2 separate regions of the Mus musculus genome follow, and region 1 is linked to region 2. The links are chromatin loops, found by intact Hi-C in ENCODE. Cell type or tissue: heart. All regions are shown on one strand. Each heading gives the region's core, and the rest is flanking DNA. Links, peaks and the distances in the headings are about the cores only.

Region 1 (8,000 bases), core at 1-8,000, 260 kb after region 2:
TCTCTTCCCAGCTATTTTGAAGGCTGAGGCAGGAGGATTAAAATTAGAGGCCATTGTGGGCCATGGAGTGAGTTTGTGACTATCTTGGGTGACTTAAAGCAACCCTGTCTGAAAATTAAAAGAGTCAAAGGCTAGAGAGATAGCTCAGTAGCAGAGCCCTTTCCTAACATGTTCAAGACTCATCTCTCAACACTGAGGTGGCTCAGTGGTTAAGGTGGTGCCAAGCGGGCACACTGCCTGCCAAGTCCACCTTTAGTGAACTTGAATCCAGCACCCACATCTCAGAGGGAGAGAAGTGACTCCTACAGGTTCTCCTCTGAGCCCCACACAAGTACCATGGCATGGGCATACACAAGCTCGAGCACACAATGTGAAGAAAACAATAGCTTAAAGGGAAATTAGGACATAGCGTCCCACACCTTTGACCCCAGCACTTGGGAGGCAGATGCAGGAAGATCTCTTGATCATTGAGGCCAGCCTGGTCTACAGAGCGAGCTCCAGGACAGCCAGAGCTACCTAGAGAGAGAGACCACTTAAGGAGGAGGGGTGGCTGGAGAAGCGGCTTGGTGGTTAAGAAATTATACTGCACTCTAAGAGGACTGCTAGAGTTTGGGTTCCAACACCCAAATCAGGCAGCTAACACATGCTCCCAGGAATCTAACACTTCTTCTCTCCTCACACACTTGTGCTCACAAAGACACACACCTTGACAACACATCATTTTAAAACTAAAAGAAATGTTTATTTTTAAGAGAAAAAGGGCTGGGCAGTGGTTTCACACACCTTTGACCCCAGCACTTGGGAGGCAGATGCAGGAAAATCTCTTGCTCGTTGAGGCCAGCCTGGTCTACAGAGTGAGTTCCAGGACAGCAAGGGCTACAGAGAGAAACCCTGCCTCGAAAAACCAAACCAAACCCCCCCCCCAAAAAGAGGTGGGGAGGGGTGGGAGGGGGAGAGGCTGAGGGGTGGTAGTGCAATCCTTTAATCCTAGCTACTTGGGAAACAGAGGCAGGCAGATCTCTTGAGTTCAAAGCTACTCTCTCAGAGTGAGTTCCAGGACAGCCAAGTTACACAGAGAAACCTTGACCCCAAAAAAAAAAACAAAAGGAAGAAAAGAAAAAGGGAAAGAGGGGCTGGAGAGATGGTTAAGAGCACTGATTGCTCTTCCAGAGTCGAGTCTCAGTACCCATATGGTGGTTCTCAACCGTCTGCAACGCTAGTTCCAGGTGATCTGATGCCCTCTTGTGACCTCCACAGGCACCAGGCAAGCTGCTGGTGCACAGGATACATTCAGTTTTACTCACACACAATAAACATGGGGGTTAGGGAGGAACCTCGCAGAAACTTTAAAAATGGGCTAGTAACAGCCTTATACCCTAGCCTTACCTTGGAGCCTGGGATTCTGGAGTTATGGAAAGGACCTGGGGCTGGGCACCAGGGAGGAGGCTGGCACACCCGAGCTTATCTGTGTGACCTCAGGTAATGAGCAGGACTTACTTATTTCTGTTCATGTTTCCCCATTGGATATAGGGATCATCACAGGACCCTCAGCCTTGTGCCGAGAGCAGTGGCAGGGTCTGACATCCTGGTTACTGGCAAGTGATGCTTGGGCACAAAGCGCCAGGTCTTACAACACACCTGCCCTTTCTCTGCAGGTTCTGGGAGAGGTGAGAAGTCAGAGGCCAAGGCAGGGGCAGTGCCCAAGGTGTCAGGCCTGGAGCGCAGCAGTGAGCTCAGCACGGAAGCTTTCCTGCCTGCCACAGCACCTGCACCCTCAGGGCCCGCGCCAGGAACTCCGGCCAGCCCCCTGGTGAAGAGAGAAGCGCCCGTTGTACCTCACCACGTTCCACAGCCACAGCTTACCCCGCAGCACCGGGGCTCACTCCCAACACACGTGCCTCTGTCCTTGGGCGCCTTCGTGGGCCCTGGCCCTGGCCCTGGCCAGGTGGCATCCAGTAGCCTGCACCTGCACAGCCTCAGGTAGGGAGTGGGTGAAGCCATGGCCTGGGGTGGGGCTGTGGCTTCCTGCCCATCTCAGGGCTGAGGGAGGTGCCGCTGACCTCGGAAAGGGACTGTGGCTCTGGGATGTCCGGGTTCTGAGAGCAAGGATGCCACTGAACCCTATGTCCTACAGCAGGAGCAGCAGCACGGTCAGTGGCACCCCTCTGGGCCTGGCAAAGCACGTGACACTGTCTCCACACGGCCCCGGCCCCCACCTGTCTACCTCACACCTGGCGCTCAGGTCCCAGGCGCAGCACCAGCACCACGCCGCGGCAATGTTCGCTGCCCCCCCAACACTGCCCCCGCCCCCGGCGTTGCCCGCCAGCAGCCTGGTCATCCCAGGACACCCCGCCGGTAGGTATTCTACCCAAGGGTGCTCAACCTCAGCGGGGCCCTGGCCAGTGTGGGGCAGCAGGCTGAAGTGAAGGAAGAGCCTGGGAGGTTTGTGAGCCAGCCCTTCGAGTGTCGTGGTGGAGGGGATCTTCGAGGATTCTGTACATCCCTCCCTACTCAGGCAGGCAGCCCCTACTTTGCATTGGCCTCCTCCACCTTTGCTGCTCCCAACATCCAGAAGACCCCGAGTAGGCCCCAAGTCCCTCCTCTTACTCCTGGCTGGAACCTTCACCAGTTTTTAATCTCTGAAGGATTTCCGAGCAGTCACCACCCATCCTGCAGGGCCAGTATCCCAGCCTGAGGCCACCGAGGGCTGTGCGCTGGACAGGGCTCACAGAATTCTCTCCTTGCCTCTAGATGCCAGTCTGTTGATCTCATTCAACCAGCCAATCATGTATTGCCAGCCTCATTCGGGGATTCTGATTGGTACTTGGTCACAGGCTCCTCCTCTCTTACCTCCACCCCTGGGCCCGCAAGTAGCGAGCAGCCACCACGGCTTGGCCTGCCGACCCCGGGAGTGCCAGGTGACTATCCGCCTCGTCCCGCTGGGAGCCCATGGCCGACGTGCCTCTCTGTCTCTCTCTCTTTTTCTCTTGTAGATCACGAACTGCTCAGGCAAGAGCTGAACACGCGGTTTCTGGTGCAGAACGCGGAGCGGCCTGGCGCCTCCCTGGGCCCGGGGGCTCTGCTGCGGGCCGAGTTCCACCAGCACACGCACCAGCACACACACCAGCACACACACCAGCACCAACACACATTTGCCCCCTTTGCAGGGCTGCCCCCGACGCCGCTTATGCCGCCCACCGCACCCTCGCCGGTGCGTAGGCCTGAGTGCTGGCTGCTGGCAGGGCGGGCTGGGTGGGTGGGACAGGGAGTCGTACACACAGATGCACGCTCACTCTCATGCACGGCCCTGATACCTCCTGCCAGCGTGTGCAGGCCCCACTTGGCCGTCATGCTGGGTGCTGGACTGTGGGCCCGAACCCCAGCCCACCCTCAGGTCTTCCCCTGCCAGGGCCTGAGCCTGGGCTAGCTGCAGCAGTGCTCAGTCTTAGGCCTGACTGACATCAGGTCTCAGAGCCTAGACAAAACTAGGACCAGGCCATTGCAGACCTCTTGTGTGTCTCTTGGTCCATTTCCACCTTGTTGCGTTCAGCCACTTTTCTCTCTTTGTCACCGCCTGGGGTGTTCACGGCTCTCCTACCTGACTTCTCCAGCCAGGGCTTCATGCCCACCCCCCTGTCTAGAGCCTCAGCTGAGTAAACACCAACCTCTTTGAACCAGGAGCCTAGGCCCCACAGGGCCAGAGGCCAGTGCGCTCAAGGAGCCAGGTGACACCAGGCCATGTGCCCTGGTCACTGCCCAACCCAGCCACGGGTGGGTTCTGGTCCACTGGAGGGCATTCGGCCTGTACAGGAAGTCTGACCTTCGCTTTCTTCCCTTGCAGTTTGACAAGTTCTCACCCAAGCTGGACAGCCCCTACTTCCGACATTCCAACGTGAGTCCCTGTGCTCAGGCCCAGATTTCAGCCTACTGGGGGTGTGAGGAAGCTACAGACTTGTCCGTGCCTCCTTCTGGATGCTGAGGGGGAGGAACCAGGCAGTGCTCAAGGGTCCTCCACCATGTGGGACCCACAGTCCAGAGCTCTGTCTCTCTCTTGCAGCTCTTCCCGACCTTCCCTCCCACAGGCCCTGGGATGCCCACCCTGCTTGCACACCCCGGCCCCTTTGGGTCCATTTAGGGTGCTTTTCAACCCAAGGAGCAGCTGCTCCTGGTAGGGAGGAGGCTGGCAGGTGGGTGGGTTTAGGGCATGGGGCAGGGCTACTGACTAGCTCCCATTCTTGTTGCCATCTGGCCTTATTGTGAGCGACCCCTGCTGGCTGAGGGCCTTTTTGCAGTCAGAAAGCCTGCTACTGAGCCGTGCAGGAGTTGGCCAACTGATGTGGCAGTGAAACCCATCACCTTGCTCAGGAGGGAAGGAGCAGGAAGAGCCAGGAGCTGAGCAGGAGAGGTTCCATGGCCTCTCCCTCCAACCAGAGAATGGAGGCCACCTTTCACTTAAGCCCCCTTTGTTCATGCAACAGCAACCCAAGTCTTCAGGGCTAGGCACTGTGCTTGTTCCTTCCCCAAGAACTGTCTTGGTGTGTAGGTGCCTCTCGGACTGGGACAGTCCGTTCTCCCCAGCGATGTCATAAGCCAGTCTTCCTGCCTTGTCCAGTCCTTTTGACTGAAGGGGAGGTGGTCTTATGATGGAACTGGGGAACTGTGCAGGGTCCCACCAGCATGCCAAAGCATATTCCGTCGCAGAATTCGGGGCTCCTCCTGCTTGCTTCCTCCCTCCTCAGCCTATTGGTCCCTCATGCTCTCTCTCCCTGTACCTTCAGACTTCAAACTCAATCGAAATAACAGGCCGGTCGAGTGCAGTTCACACTTTCCTGCAGAAAGCCCCTGGGGTAGGTGTCAGCAGTCAGCCATGTAAGTTGGCACATACACTCAGGTGCTGTCTCTCCCAGCCCTGAGCCTGTGTTCCCATAGAGCCGAAACATGACCTGTTCTCTCCTGTTCACCACAGGTGTCCGATCCGTACCGGACAGCAGTCAGGGTGAGTGAGTGCATGCTGGGAAGAGGAGTTGGAAGCACACCCAGGGCTGTGGCTGGGAAGGACTCCGGTTCTCTCCTGGGTGGCCTTGGGGTGGTCCTGATGGTAGGAATCTGGGGAAGATGAGGCCCGGGAAGAGGCGCTGGGCTCTCTGAGCACATCCCGGTCCTGCCACAGAAACCAGGGAAGTGGTGTGCGGTACACGTGCAGATCGCCTGGCAGATCTACCACCAGCAGCAGAAGATGAAGGTGAGGCCGGGCCAGGCGGGTGCACTGCCAGGGCCTCCCTGGTGGGGCCGTATGGGAGGACTCTAGGGTGTGTGATGAGAGGCTCTGGCCAGCTCCAAGGTCACAGTGAGGAACATTCGTGGAACTGCCCGGGAAGAGCCTGGGTTGGGAAGACAGTGCCTGTGCCCAAGTGTCTGACTGGCAGAGGGACAGTGTCTTCACCGGAAGTCAGGGCAGTCTGCAGTACAGATGTTACCCATGATGCACTGCACCTGTGTATAGTTGTAAAAGTCTTCTAAAAGACCTTAGTCAAGTCAGCAGCGAGGGACTCATGAGAGAGTGCACGTGCCTCGGGAGAGGTGGGAAGGTACTTGCAGTGTGAATTTCCAGGACTGGAGTGGTAAAACTCAGGGGTGACCACGGTGATTCCTGAGTGATCCCTGGGGGCATTATAGGAAATAAGGGCTCCGTTCTCACTCAGCTGTTAACATATATAGACATATATATAGACATATATACAGGGTTTCACTGCCTCCCACATGCTCCCACCTAACACAGAACACTCCAACATGGTGATGTGTAAACACCACACACATATAAGTGTGCTCGTGCACACGCGGGGGGCGGGGGGAGAATATGACATACTTTAAAAAGTAGGAGGAACGTGAGTCCCCAAATGCTGGCCACAAGCTCACAGGCACGGGTGGAATTGGAAGGACAGCTCCCTTGTCCTTGTCCTCAGAGCCACACTCAGTGGAGCCTCTGGCCAGCGCAAAGAACAAGCACCGCAGGTCTACATAAGTTTAATAAAGTCATGGTTGGGGGTTTCATATGTGTGTGTGTGTGTGTGTGTGTGTGTGTGAGAGAGAGAGAGAGAGAGAGAGAGAGAGAGAGAGAGAGAGAGAGAGAGCTTCCATGTATGTGCAGCTGCGTATGTAATTAACGTGTGCATGGCGTTCATTTGGAGGTCAGAGACAATTTGAAGGAGTTGCATTTCTCTTTCTGCCATGTGGGTCCTAAGACTTGAACGCAGGTCCGGAGGCTTAGCGGCAGGAGCCTTTTACCTGCTGAGCCATCTCACTGCTGTAGATTCATGTGTTTAAACATAAATTGCATCATTGGAAAACAAGCACAAATTTGGAACCACTTAGGCCTGTGGATATGCTCTTTCAACTGAATTTTGTGAAATCTAAATGAAGCTATTTTCTGTGAAATGAAATACACAAATACTCTGAAGAATGCACTGATTGAGGCCATAGTATAAAGGTGGTGCATGTCATTGCGACTCCATGCATAGCATACCACAGTAAGGTTCTGGTTCTCCCGTCCCAGATGAAACCCATTAAAGCTGGTTTTCCTTCCCCTTACCTGGGGCTGCCAGAGCATGGGCAGCTCCTAAGGGGCACCTCCAAGGTCCCTGTATAGTCCAGGCCACCAGTTCAGGTTCTACCTGGGGCAATGGCCAAGCCTCTGCACACAGCCCTGGCACACACTCTGTCCCCCTGCAGATGCAGCTGGACCCCCACAAGCTAGAGGTTGGCACAAAGCTGGACCTGTTCAGCCGGCCCCCCGCCCCAGGCATGTTCTCTGGGTTCCACTACCCACAGGACCTGGCCCGGCCCCTCTTCTCCAGCACAGGTGAGACCAAGGGTAGCTGGGATCAGCGATCTGAATGGGGCCAAGATATCTGTCTTGTCCGGTGTGGGGATGACTTTCCCAGGGCCCTCACAATGTTCTTTATATCTATCTACTGCTGGTTCCAGTCCAAAGACCCCATAGTTCCCAAAGCCAGCCCATGTACACTGAGACCCTGGTGCTACTTACTCAAGACCCTGACCACTGTGTATCACCTGGACTTCTGTCCCACATTACCTGACAGTTGGTGACCTGGTCTCTCCTCATCCTGGCATCCCTCATCACTGGGACTCTCATCTTCTCTAAGCTCAACACCCCCAGGACAGTATCTGTGTTGTCTTACACATGTAGGAAACTCTTTCCAACAACCTGTGTCCCACCCAGCCTTCCCTAAGTGCATGGTAGTGCAGAGTTATCTGCTCTTAGCCTTGGAAGACCTTTGCAACAAGACTGCATGCCCAGGGTTTATTGGGGATACCTGTCTGACATGTACCCAAATCCCACGTCTCCAGGAGTCCAGAGACTCAGCATGAGGCTACGTGAATGAAGTTTAGACACAGTATGTGCTGCAGATCAGTTATGGCCATGGAAGGAACTTCCTTAAACTCAAAACCCGAACCCAGATATTGGTAGAGACAAGTTGAGGGCCTCTCTGAGAATGTTCTTGCAGCCTGTGTGCATGCTCACATGTGCACACAGCACACGTGAAGGCTGACTTCCCTCTGCAGGATCCCTCTTCTTCCACGAGGTCTCAGGTCTGTTACCTCAGAGCTCCAGATACCCTCATCCTTTCCACCCTCTTTTCATTCAGTGCCCATGGGGGGTGGGGGGGGAGCAAGTACATTTTCACCTTTGCTAACACATCAGGACGGCAGAGCTGCCTAGCCACCCAGAGCTGGCCTCACAGTGTGGTGGCGTTTCCCCATCCCTGAATTTGGCATGCTGGTGGCCTCTGGACTGGACTGGACCTCAGATCTAGACCCTCAAAGCAGAGATGTCCCTGATGGCTTACAGCGTGGCTCAAGCCCCAGGACATAACTCTGCGTGTTCTGTAAGGTCCTGCTGCTGGCCTCTCCTCCATTCCTCAGTCCCTGTATTTTTCCCCCTTCCCTTTCTCTCTCTTGCTCCGCCTCCCCCTGTCCCC
Region 2 (11,110 bases), core at 1,650-9,649:
CACTTTGTAGACCAGGCTGGCCTTGAACTCAGAAATCCACCTGCCTCTGCCTCCCGAGTGCTGGGATTAAAGACGTGCACCACCACGCCTGGCTTACACAGTGAGTTTAAAGGGAGAAACTTTGAGAAACAAGTCCTGTCCCTAAAAACACTTGCTCAACTATGCTCACAGCAGCTTTATTCATAGTAGCCAGAAACTGGAAGCAACCTAGATGTCCCTCAATAGAAGAACAGATAAAGAAAATGCGGTACATCTACACAATGGAGTATTACTCAGCTGTTAAAAAAAAAAATCGGACTGGAGTTAAGAGCACTGACTGCTTTCCCAGAGGTCCTGAGTTCAATTCCCAGCAGCCACATGGGGGCTCACAACCATCTTTAATGGGATCCGATGCCCTCTTTTGGTATGTCTGAAGACAACTACAGTGAACTGTACTCATATAAATAACATAAATAAATCTTAAAAAAAATAACATCATGAAATGGATGGAATTAGGAAAAAAAAAATCCTGAGTGTGGCAACCCAGACCCAGAAAGACAAGGATGTATGTACTCACTTGTAAGTAGATATATGTAAAGGATAATCATGCTATAATTCACAGACCCAGAAAGGCTAAGAAACAAGGAGGGCTCAAGGGGCTGGGGATGGCAATAACTCATGAATCTCCCTAGGAAGGGGAAATAGAATAAATATGGGTAGACTGGGGCCAGGTGGGGCCGGGAACAAGAGGGATCAGGGGTTAGGGAGAGAGAGTACTAGGGGAAACAACTAGAGTGTGTGTGGTGGAGGCAGATTTGGAGGAAAGGTAGAAACCAAATGCAATGGAAACTCCCGGACATCTTAACAAGGATGACCCTAGCTAAGAGTCCTAGTAAGGGGTGACAGGGAGCCTGAACTGGCCATCTCCCATAACCACAGAAGGATATGGACTCCAATTCAGCCTCAAAACCTTCAACCTACAACTTGTCCCGCCTACAAGATGTACTATGGTAAAGGTGGTGTAGAAACGGGGGAGTGACCAACCAATGAGTAGTCCAGCTTAAGACCCATGCCAGGAGAGGAACCCCATTCTTGATACTGCCCAGAGGGCCGGAAATCAAATGCTGGATAGTCCAGAAGTCTAGGATAGAAACAAGCAGGACTGTCATTAAAGGAAAAAAATTCAAAAAAAAAAAAAGATTCCTAATTCCAAAGGATATTATGTTATACTCATAGCATAATCATTGTCAGAGACTTCACCAGCAACTGATGGAAGTAGGTGCGGAGACCCACAGCCAAACATCAGGCAGAGCTTGGTAAATTCTGCAGGATAGGGGAAGGATTATAGGAGCCAAAGGGGATACAGACACCATAAGAAAACTCACACAATCACCTAACATGGGCTCACAGAAAAAATGTACATGTCCTGACTTTCTTTGATGATGAACTGTGATATGGTAACAAGACAATGTGAATGTTTGTCTGTATGCATGTTTCTCTGTGTACTGAACGCATGCCTGCTGCCTGTGGAGGCCAGAAGAGGGCATTAGATTTCCTGGAACAGGAGTTACAGATATTTACAAGCTGACATGTAGGTCTTAAGAATCAAACTCGGGGGAGCTGGAGATGACTCAGTAATTAAGAGCACTGACTGCTCTTACAGAGGTCCTGAGTTCAATTCCCAGCAACCACATGGTGGCTCACAACCATTCATAATGAAATCTGATGCCCTCTTCTGGTGTGTCTGAAGACAGCGACAATGTATTCACATATATAAAATAAATACATCTTTATAAAAGAAAAAAATCAAACTTGGTTTTGTTTTGTTTTGTTTGTTTTTTCAAGACAGGGTTTCTCTGTGTAGCTCTGGCTGTCCTGGACCTCACTCTGTAGACCAGGCTGGCCTCAAACTCAGAAATCCGCCTGCCTCTGCCTCCTGAGTGCTGGGATTAAAGGCGTGCACCACCACACCCGGCTCAAACTTGGGTTCTTAATGTCTGAACCATTTCTCTAGCCCTGACAAAAGCATTTTTTTTAATAGAAGCATGTCCATGCAGCATTTGGGACATACTAAACTTAGAAAATTATAGTAAAACATCATATAGCCATTATATTTTTTCATTTGTTTTGCTTTCTAGTGTGTGTGGACATGTATCCATTCTAAGATATTCCCTCTGCATAAGAATTCCTCTAAGGGAATGAGTAGAAGTCAAGATAACTAAGGTGCAGGCCATCTTTGGATTGATACGATCTAGATGTGTATGCTGCAATTTCCTTTTCATCACCGCTAACTCATTTTCAGCCTTGGGCTATTAAATCTTTATCACTTTGTAAGGTTTGAAATAAATTGCTTAGCTCTTGAGTGGCCAAGCAATTGCAGGCCACAGACAGTTAATCTCCCCTAGTAGCTTCTGAAAAGCATTAAGAGTTTGATTGGTTTCTCCCGGGTTGCACTCTTTTGTGATCTAACCTTTGGTACTTATTCTATATACTAAATCCCAAACAAGGCAAGATTTTTTTTTTTTTACTTCATCAAACATTTTCATCAAAAATTCTCTCCAGGGTATCTGTATTCAAACCAGCCAATAGGATATCATCCACATAATGATAAATAATGGATTGAGGAGGAATTGTTTATGAATGATCTCCAATGGGTGTGGTACAAAATATTGACACAAGGTAGGACTGTTTGACATTCCTTGTGGAAAGACTTTCCAATAATATCTTTTTATTGGGCTTCTATTAATTTTTATTGGGTGACCTCTATTAAAGGTAGGTACTGAGAAAGCAAACCTTTCCTTATCACGTTCATGTAGAGGAATTGTGAAAAAACAGTCTTTAAGATCAATCACTATGATAGGCCATTCCTTAGGCAACAAGGAAGGCAATGGGATTCTAGGCTGCAGGGAACCCATTGGCTGAATAATCTTATTAATCACTGTGAGATCTGCCAACATCCTCCATCTGTCAGATTTCTTTTTAACGACAAATACCAGAGACTTCCAAGGGCTGGTGGACTCTTCTACACGCTGAGCCTCCAGCTGCTCCAGGACTAGCTGTTCTAGTGCCTGTAGGTTTTCTTTTGTCATAGACCATTGTTCAATCCAAATGGGTTGGTCAGTGAACTACCTTAGTGGTAAGGCTGTTGGTGTCTTATTAGCAGTGGCTTCCCGATGTAAAGTTGGATTGTCATGAAAGACCGCCGAAGGGAAACCCTCACTCAAGTCTCAGGATAATAGCGGACCCCCAAGGACTCACAAGAGACCAAACTTGATGCAAACCACACAAGGCTTTATTGGGGGAAAGCCAGAGCTCTGGGAACAACTCGTATCCCACGCAGGGGTAGGAGTCGACCCCAAGGGGAAAGGGGTCCCAGTTTTTATAGGTCTTCAAGGGGGAAAGGAGAAGGAGGGAGTAGGGGATTTCCAGATCTAAACAATGTCTATTCTAAAATGATTGATTTCTCAAGAAATGGGTGTGGGAGGGAAACAAGGAAAGAGTCTGGTGCAGGTGCAGTAACTCTGGATTGGCCCTGACTGTGGTTGCTGTGGAGATTTTCCGACTCTATCCCAGCAACCAATATCACAAACACCTGTGCAGCAGTGGGCACACACCTGGGTTCAAGGAACGGTCAGAACATTGGCGGACACACAGGTTCAAGGAGCGGCCAGAGCATTGTGCACCTCTATTTTTCTAAATCAGTGAAGCTAGTTCTGCTAACAATGAAATCTATTTTGCCAATTTCAGGGTTTCTGTGACCTTTTACACTCTGTCAGGATCTTTCAGTCAGCCCCTGCTGTATCTTATTTATGGACATCCTGGACAGTCTGAAACTGTCTTGGATAGCATTCCTTAACTAATTTGATTTTTTTGTTTGTTTGCTTGTTTTTTGTTTTGGTTTGGTTTGGTTTTTCGAGACAGGGTTTCTGTGTGTGGCCCTGGCTGTCCTGGAACTCACTTTGTAGACCAGGCTGGCCTCAAACTCAGAAATCCGCCTGCCTCTGCCTCCCAAGTGCTGGGATTAAAGGCATGTGCCACCATGCCCGGCTTAGTTTGATTTTTTAAGTAGGAGCCTGCCTGGTGTGGCTAGCTTCCAAAGTTGAAGGGATGTTAATTTGTGCTTTCCATTGTTATAACATGTATGATCTTACTTTTCCTATCTGACCTTCAGGCCCTGTAAATCTAAAATCTGGTGCTTTGCTTTAGAGGAGATGAAGTCCCAACTCCTTGAAATTGGATGTCTACCTCTTGAAGTGGCCAACCTACAGGCCAAGATTTCGGAGAGATAATGGTGACATCTGCACCAGTGTTGACCATTCCTTTGATCTCAATATTGTTTACTAGTATTCTTACCTTGGGCCTTTGATCTTCTATAGAAGTTTGCCAAAATATTGGTTTGGGGCCCTTTTCGAATTATCTACAGAATTTGTCTTAACCTTGTTATCTGGTCTTATAATATCTATTTTCAACAGTGGTGTTTAATTGTCCTGAGGAAGAGAATTTTTCCTGTTTGGCATTGGGGCCTACGAGAGCCCCCCCCACCCCATACCCTGGGAGTTTTTTGGTCAAGAGTTACCCCATTTGTCTGTTGTTGATTTACATTCCCTAGTCCAGTGTCTAGGCCTTTGTCACATCTCTTGCATATCCCAGGAGGCTTGGGCTCCCTTTTGGAATTAATTTGGTTTTCTCTGAAGCTTCTCTCTCTCTCTTTTTTTTTCTCCCAAGACAGGGTTTCTCTGTGTAGCCCTGGCTGTCCTGGAACTCACTCTGTAGACCAGACTGGCCTTGAATTCAGAAATCTGCCTGCCTCTGCCTCCCAAGTGCTGGGATTAAAGCCGTGCACCACCACTGCCCAGTTTCTCTGAAGTTTCTTTTGACATAACCTTGCTCACCACGATTAAGAAATGTTGTATGGCCTCAAGGCCTCTAGTGGCAGCTTCTCCTGTTAAGGTCATATCAGGTGAACGGGGTCTAACATCCACTGTATGTCTAATCCACTCTTCTATTGATGCTGACCCTGCCTTCAATGGTCTGATTACTTCTTTGCATTCAGCATTCCCATTTTCAAAAGATAAAGTCTTGATTCAGGACTTTCTTACTAATGGATCCAATGTACTTCTTTCCACAGATAAAGACAACCTTTGGAAAAAGTCAAGGAATGTTTCTTTTAGACCTTGCTTGGCCTGAAAAAAAAAAGGTTCAAGTCTTTCTACTCTTTCTGCGACTTCGTCTCAAGCATTTAAGGCTGCCTTAGCACATAACATCAAGCTTTCATCATATTCAGCGTCTACTTCTAGCTCAGCAAAATGACCTTCCCCAAGCAGCAGAACTTCAGAAATATTCTTACCTCTGGCTTTATTTTGTTGGGCTATCTCCTTTGCTTCTTCTCTCCACCACAAGCACCATTATAAAGGTGACCCGGGTTCTCATATTGCTTTTACCACATCCTTCCAGTCTTTTTGTTTTTTTCGAGACAGGGTTTCTCTGTGTAGCCCTGGCTGCTCTGGAACTCACTCTGTAGACCAGGCTGGCCTCGAACTCAGAAATCCGCCTGCCTCTGCCTCCCAAGTGCTGGGATTAAAGGTGCGTGCCACCACCGCCCGGCTGCAGTCAGTGCTCTTAACCACTGAGCCATCTCTCCAGCCCCTGTGCCAATATTTCTCTAGCGCTTGTATCTCTGTCATCCTGGTGTTTTGTTCAACCTAATAATATCTTTTTGTAACCTCTCCTCCAAAGCTTGCCCCCATGCCTCAGACTTCTCCTTTTGTTGCTCCTCCTGTTCCTTAAGTGTCTGCACCCCCTGCTCAGAGCTCCCCTTCACCTTATTTTTTCTTTATGTTGTAATCCTGATATTGTGATGTCTATTTTATTTTGACTGATTAATTTTAGAAGATTCTCCTCCAAGTCTCACTTCCAATTCTCATTTCTTCTTCTCTGCTGCTCATTCTGACCTGTGAAATTTTGCATTCTTTGTTCTAGCATCTTTTCCAGCTCCTGTCTCTAACCTTCATGTTCCTCTCTCTGTTATCTTGACCAATAGAATCCTGTACCTTTCGTTCCAGATTTTCCTCTAGGCTGTATTCATTTTCTTCTCTCTGTTGCTTAGCATGACCTACAAATTCCTTTAGTTCTTGTGTTTTCTTTAGGCTGTATTGCCCAGTCTTTTCTTTTTTTCTTTTCTTTCAGTTTTTCAAGACAGGGTTTCCCTGTATAGCCCTGGATGTCCTGGAACTTACTCTGTAGACCAGGCTGGCCTTGAACTCAGAAATCCGCCTGCCTCTGCCTCCCAAGTGCTGGGATTAAAGGAGGTATCTAATTTTTGTGATTGTCAATTTTGAATTCTCAGTACCTGATCTGGAGCTTCTTGTACCTTTGTCTCCCCCTGGTGTTCGATTCAGGACATTGCAGTCCTCTCGGAATCTTATTCGCAGGAAGTGGGTGGTGGTGGCTAACTGTAGAAAGACGTGGGACTTCTGAGCCTCTCTCTGGCTTTTGTTTGGGTTGCAGTCGGCAGCATGTGCACTGATTTCAGGCAGCTTGCAGTCGGGAGAGCAGGTCTGGCTGTTCCGTGTCCAGTTTAGACGTGGGGGATACAGGAAAAGCGAGCGCAGGAAGGCCTGCTCGGGGTAGAGATACCCAGATCAGCCAGCTGTGCCTGTGAGAGAAAGCTTTGGAAAGTTAGATTTTGGTTTTTTGTATTGTGTGTGTGTGTGTGTGTGTATGTGTGTGTGTGTGTGTGTGTGTTTTCAGTTGTTGATCCTCAGCTGTGAAGACTGCAGGCTGCTTCTCAGGCAGTCGTGCCCCAGGGTCCTTGGTTCTTCTGTAGGCGCAGGGACCCCCCCCCCCCCAAACCATGTTATGGCGCTGCCTATGTCCAGCTCAGGGCAGGGGCGCTGCCACTGGTTGCTGAGGTTTGCTTGGGGTTTGGAGAGGGAGCCTCAGTCTGTAGACCCCTTAGACCCATTTGGTGTTTAATTTCCATCCTGGTGCACCTTTAGAGATCAGCCCTAGTTATTTATATGGGGCTGAGGGGAGTGGATTGGGAAAATCTAATATACTACTAACTTATTCCCCAGCTATGAGACCCCTTGTTGCTTGCGGCTTCTCCCAGCCATGCGGTTCTGGCCCATTATGGCTTCCTCCTCCTTCTTCCTCTGTCCTCTTTCCCCTTCTTCCTCTGCCTCCTACTCCCTCTCCAGTCCCACCTTTTCCCCTCCACTGCCCAATCACAGGCTCTAGCCTTTTATTGGCAGTTAAAATGGGAGGTCAACATGGTATCACCTGAGGACGAGGTAGTCTGCTGGGTGGGGTGGGGTGAGGAGACTCTCTCGAGGAACCAGTACTAACATTTGAATACAAACAGTGTGTGTGTTTTCTACCTTATGTGACCATGAAGCAGGAGGCCCTCACTGAGGGCATCTTGACTGTGAATTTCCAGATCGTTAATTTGTTTTTCCTAGTTAGTATTTCTCAGGTATTCTGTTATGACTACACAGGCAGAGGAGAGGCCTCTCTGCTTGAGTCTTTTTTTTTTTTAAAGATTTATTTATTTTATTTATATAAGTACACTGTTGCTATCTTCAGATACACCAGAAGAGGGTATCAGATCCTATTGCAGATGGTTGTGAGCTACCATGGGAAGAGCAGTCAGTGCTCTTAACCACGGAGCCATCTCTCCAGCCCCCTCTCTTCTTGAGTCTTAGAGGAATGAATATAAGGGGCTCACTGCAGCCCCATCTACTGAGTAGTTATTGTGCGTTAACAAGTCTCCCTTTTCAATGTGCAATGGCTTCACCTTATGACTCTTCTCTTCCTCCTCGTCCTTTCTTCTTTGTCCCTCCTGTCTTCTACCTAGAGATGCAAATACTTCAGGCAATCGAGTCATACTCACAAGTAATGAATCCCATGCCCGAAGGGAGGTGGAGACACTTGAGCATCTAATTGGCACTTAGCAAATTTGCTATAGGGACGAAGATGTCAGTGACATACTTCCCAAATAACAGCCATGCTTGGTGCTTTGGCAAACATCCCCAGCTAAAAATGACTGCCCCACTAGAGGTTGGGGTACATGGATGCTCCCTAGGGAACTTCATCTGTTCTCAGGGTCTCACCTCTAGGTCAGTAGCTGCTAGAAAAAGCTACACTCTTACCATCACAGAGCCAAGCTGCTAGCTCAGGAATACCTTCTGTAGTCTGTGCCTGTGTCCCTTCTAGTACAGTGGCCAGAGTGCAAATTGCTTTGGAACTGAATATACAAAGTACAACAGCATTTATTCTACAGCTGGGCTGGCTTGGTGGACACAGATAACTCTTTTTAAAATAGCTTCCTAGGTCAGGGCTGGGTCCCCCTGAGGTAGGAACCTCTGTAGCAGCTGCTGGCTGTCTACTCAGACCTAGAAGGCTGTGGCTGGCATCCAACCATAAGGAGATCTAGGGGCAGCTGAGTGACAGCCATAAGCAGGCCTTGCAACCATCAGAAGAGGCTGGTCACTATTCCCACTTAGGAAACAAGTCAGCAGGCTTGGTTTTAGCCGGTGACAGTTACCAGAGCCTGTTCCCTCTCTGGTGAGATCGGCTACCTGTTCTTAATTCTCTGGGGTCAGTGTCCCCCTGAAGGGCCTATTCTCCCATCTCCCTTTACCATCCATTGCTTTCTGAGCTGTGGTGACAGTGAACCCTAGGCCTGTATGAGTTACGTTGTGGCTACCAACTCAGAACGGACAGTAGTTCCTAGGGGCTCACAATCTGTGCTTCCAGATCCCCTTCTGAAGTATTTGACCAACTGTTTCCTTCATCAGCCGCCAGGTTTAAAAGGCTCTTTCCCGGGTGTTCATTTATCTATACTGGGACTTTGTGCCCTTATAAAAACATCCTTTGAATACTAGCAATATCTCAGTCCCACATGACTGGGACCACCAAGGAGTAGGAATTCAGCTCACACCGAGGGCTCTTTTTATTCAAGAGTCCTCGGCTTGTGTCAAACAAAGTGGAAGCTCCCTCCCATACTCCTGTTCCTTAGTCCTTGGTAGGCCTCTGTGACGCCCACTCTCCTCACATCTGTCACCTGCTTGACTCCCGGTGTCTGTCACTGCTTTATTGACTTCATCTTGAATCTATGTGCAAGCGTTTGCTTCATTTCCTGGAGGCTTGGTGGCTCCTTTCTGGTTTATTGGAAACAAGATTCTTGGACATCGGTTGAACCTTAAAGATGTGACAGAGGTGTGTGTCTGTGGCCACCAGATGGGGGCCCATTCTTCATCTTCACACTCCGTGGCCTGCTGGAGCTGGCACAGGTCTGCACGGGCCGGGAATGAAGTCACGTGAAGGGGACGCCGAGTCCTTGTGAGAAGACTCCGAGAAGACAGGGTCCTGTGAGCTTAGGGTTTTCTCACAGCGTGGAATTGTTCTTGGAATGTGTTTTCATGCCCCTCCCAGGGGTAGCAGAAAGGAGTGAGCTTCCTTCAGATTACTCATTATTGTTTGCTGCTGTTATTCAATTACATGTCTATATGCCGCTATTTAAAAAAAAAACATATCTTTACCACATGTGGCTTATCCATGAGACTGTATACAGCTTGCACTTCTGAGAGCTTTATTCATGTGACCTCTCTTTGGGGGTGGCATTTTAAGTCAGGGTTTCTCAGTGTAGCCCTGGCTGCCCTGGAATTCTCTGTAGACCGGCTGGTTTTGAACTTAAGAGATCTGCCTCACTCCCCCTTCCACCCACCCCCCCCCCCCGCAACCCTCCCTCCCCCAGTGCTGGGATTAAAGGTGTGTGCCACCACGGGCTCCTTGTTACCTTTTTTAACCCTCAGGGAATAAATACCTGAGGATCTGAATAAAGTAGGCTATTGCATGGGGCACAAGTCCGCCTCATTTATCTGTTCCATTCTACCTCTAAATGGTGTCAGCTCTACACACTGGAATAAGCCACAATATCCTGTTGGGGAGGAAAATGGTTCTTAGTTTTGTTATTTACACAGAGTCACTTTGCTTTATGAACACTAGGTGGAGCCCTAAAACCAGGTCTGCCTCAATTTCGAGTAGCCTTAGGACCTTTATAATTTAAAAAAATAAAAAAATAAAAAAAAAATAAATAGAACAAAACAAGAGCCTGATGCATGAGAGGGGTTGGTGACTTGGGGAGACTGCAGCAATTGGTATCTTTATGTCACCCTTGTTAAGCTCATTCAATTTGCCAAGTCTGTTTTTGACTCTGGCCCCAGGGAATTTCTATTATGTCTGCCTAGGGAAGTTGACCAACAAGCAAGGACTCTGCTGGCCATGGGTCCTTGACTACTAGACATTTGAGTCAAGCCCAGCTCCTGCCCTCTCTTCACGACACTTTAGAACCAGGAGAATGTGGTTGACTAACTTGCTATAGACATCACCCCTCTTGGTAATTGTGCCTCCACTGAGCCTCTGCCAGCCATGTTCTGCTGGCTCACCTGCGTCGTGGCAGTCATGTATAGTGGGTTGACCTGTTGCTGCTTGTATTCTAATGCTAATTTGGGGGCCCCAAGACTGGCTGCCCCAGAGACAAGAGAGTCCCCCCCCCAAGATATTTCTAATTGATAAAGATGCCGACAGTCAATAGCTGGGCTGAAGAGAGATAGGTAGGGTTTAGGTTTTGTGGGCTTGGAGAGAACCACCATGAGGAAGAATGTTCAGGCGAGAAGGAAGCAGCAGCCACTATGGGCTAAGGTAACCAAGAGAGCATGGCCCCGAGGGCTGCCCAATTGGTGCTAAGAGCAGCCCAGGTGGGACATAGCAAATAGGAAGTGATAACTTAGGGTTATCAATCGGAAAGTGGATTCTAACAGCGTGGAGGGTAGGCAGCTGCCTAACTATTGTGCTGTTTAGGGCTTATTGTAAATATAAAGGCTGTGTGTGTGTGTATTTAAATCTGGGAATTCAATAACCAAAGGTGGGGTAGGAACCCCAGGCTGGGATTAAATTATTTCTACAACAATCATGAGCACCCATCTGCCAAGCTGGTGCATGGGGTCCCAGTGGCACATCTGCCCCAGTTTAAGGGCATGTTTACCCAAGGCTGGGCAACAGCAGAGGGAAGGAGGGATGTGGGAAGGAATGTTGACAGTCAGTTTTCTTTGAACTGAATGGCAAGCTG

Evidence for each region. Hi-C counts contacts between places; a loop is a spot of excess contacts. Peaks named below come from ENCODE experiments on the same cell type or tissue, not always from the same donor. Only the 100,000 strongest peaks of a DNase experiment are listed, where the experiment ranks them.
Region 1: it touches region 2 in a loop (4-fold over the local background); 11 of 42 quality-filtered maps call a loop at or near these places.

The regions. Positions count from the first base shown.
Region 1 is chr5:110,373,249-110,381,248 of GRCm38, reverse strand. It overlaps Fbrsl1 (fibrosin-like 1), which reads left to right. Exons shown (of 19, transcript NM_001142642.1): 7 at 1,656-1,980; 8 at 2,135-2,355; 9 at 2,752-2,820; 10 at 2,994-3,211; 11 at 3,842-3,892; 12 at 4,779-4,847; 13 at 4,967-4,996; 14 at 5,171-5,242; 15 at 6,730-6,859. Among named protein-coding and RNA genes, the nearest start is that of Lrcol1, 33 kb to the right of the region's middle. In heart, for the core only: CTCF peaks have their summits at 1,240 (motif pointing left) and 4,268 (motif pointing left); a DNase peak (open chromatin) is centred at 4,228; H3K4me3 peaks cover 482 bases; H3K27ac peaks cover 948 bases.
Region 2 is chr5:110,634,985-110,646,094 of GRCm38, reverse strand. No RefSeq gene overlaps it. Among named protein-coding and RNA genes, the nearest start is that of Noc4l, 13 kb to the left of the region's middle. In heart, for the core only: a CTCF peak has its summit at 6,365 (motif pointing left); a DNase peak (open chromatin) is centred at 6,404; H3K4me3 peaks cover 276 bases; H3K27ac peaks cover 304 bases; H3K27me3 peaks cover 396 bases.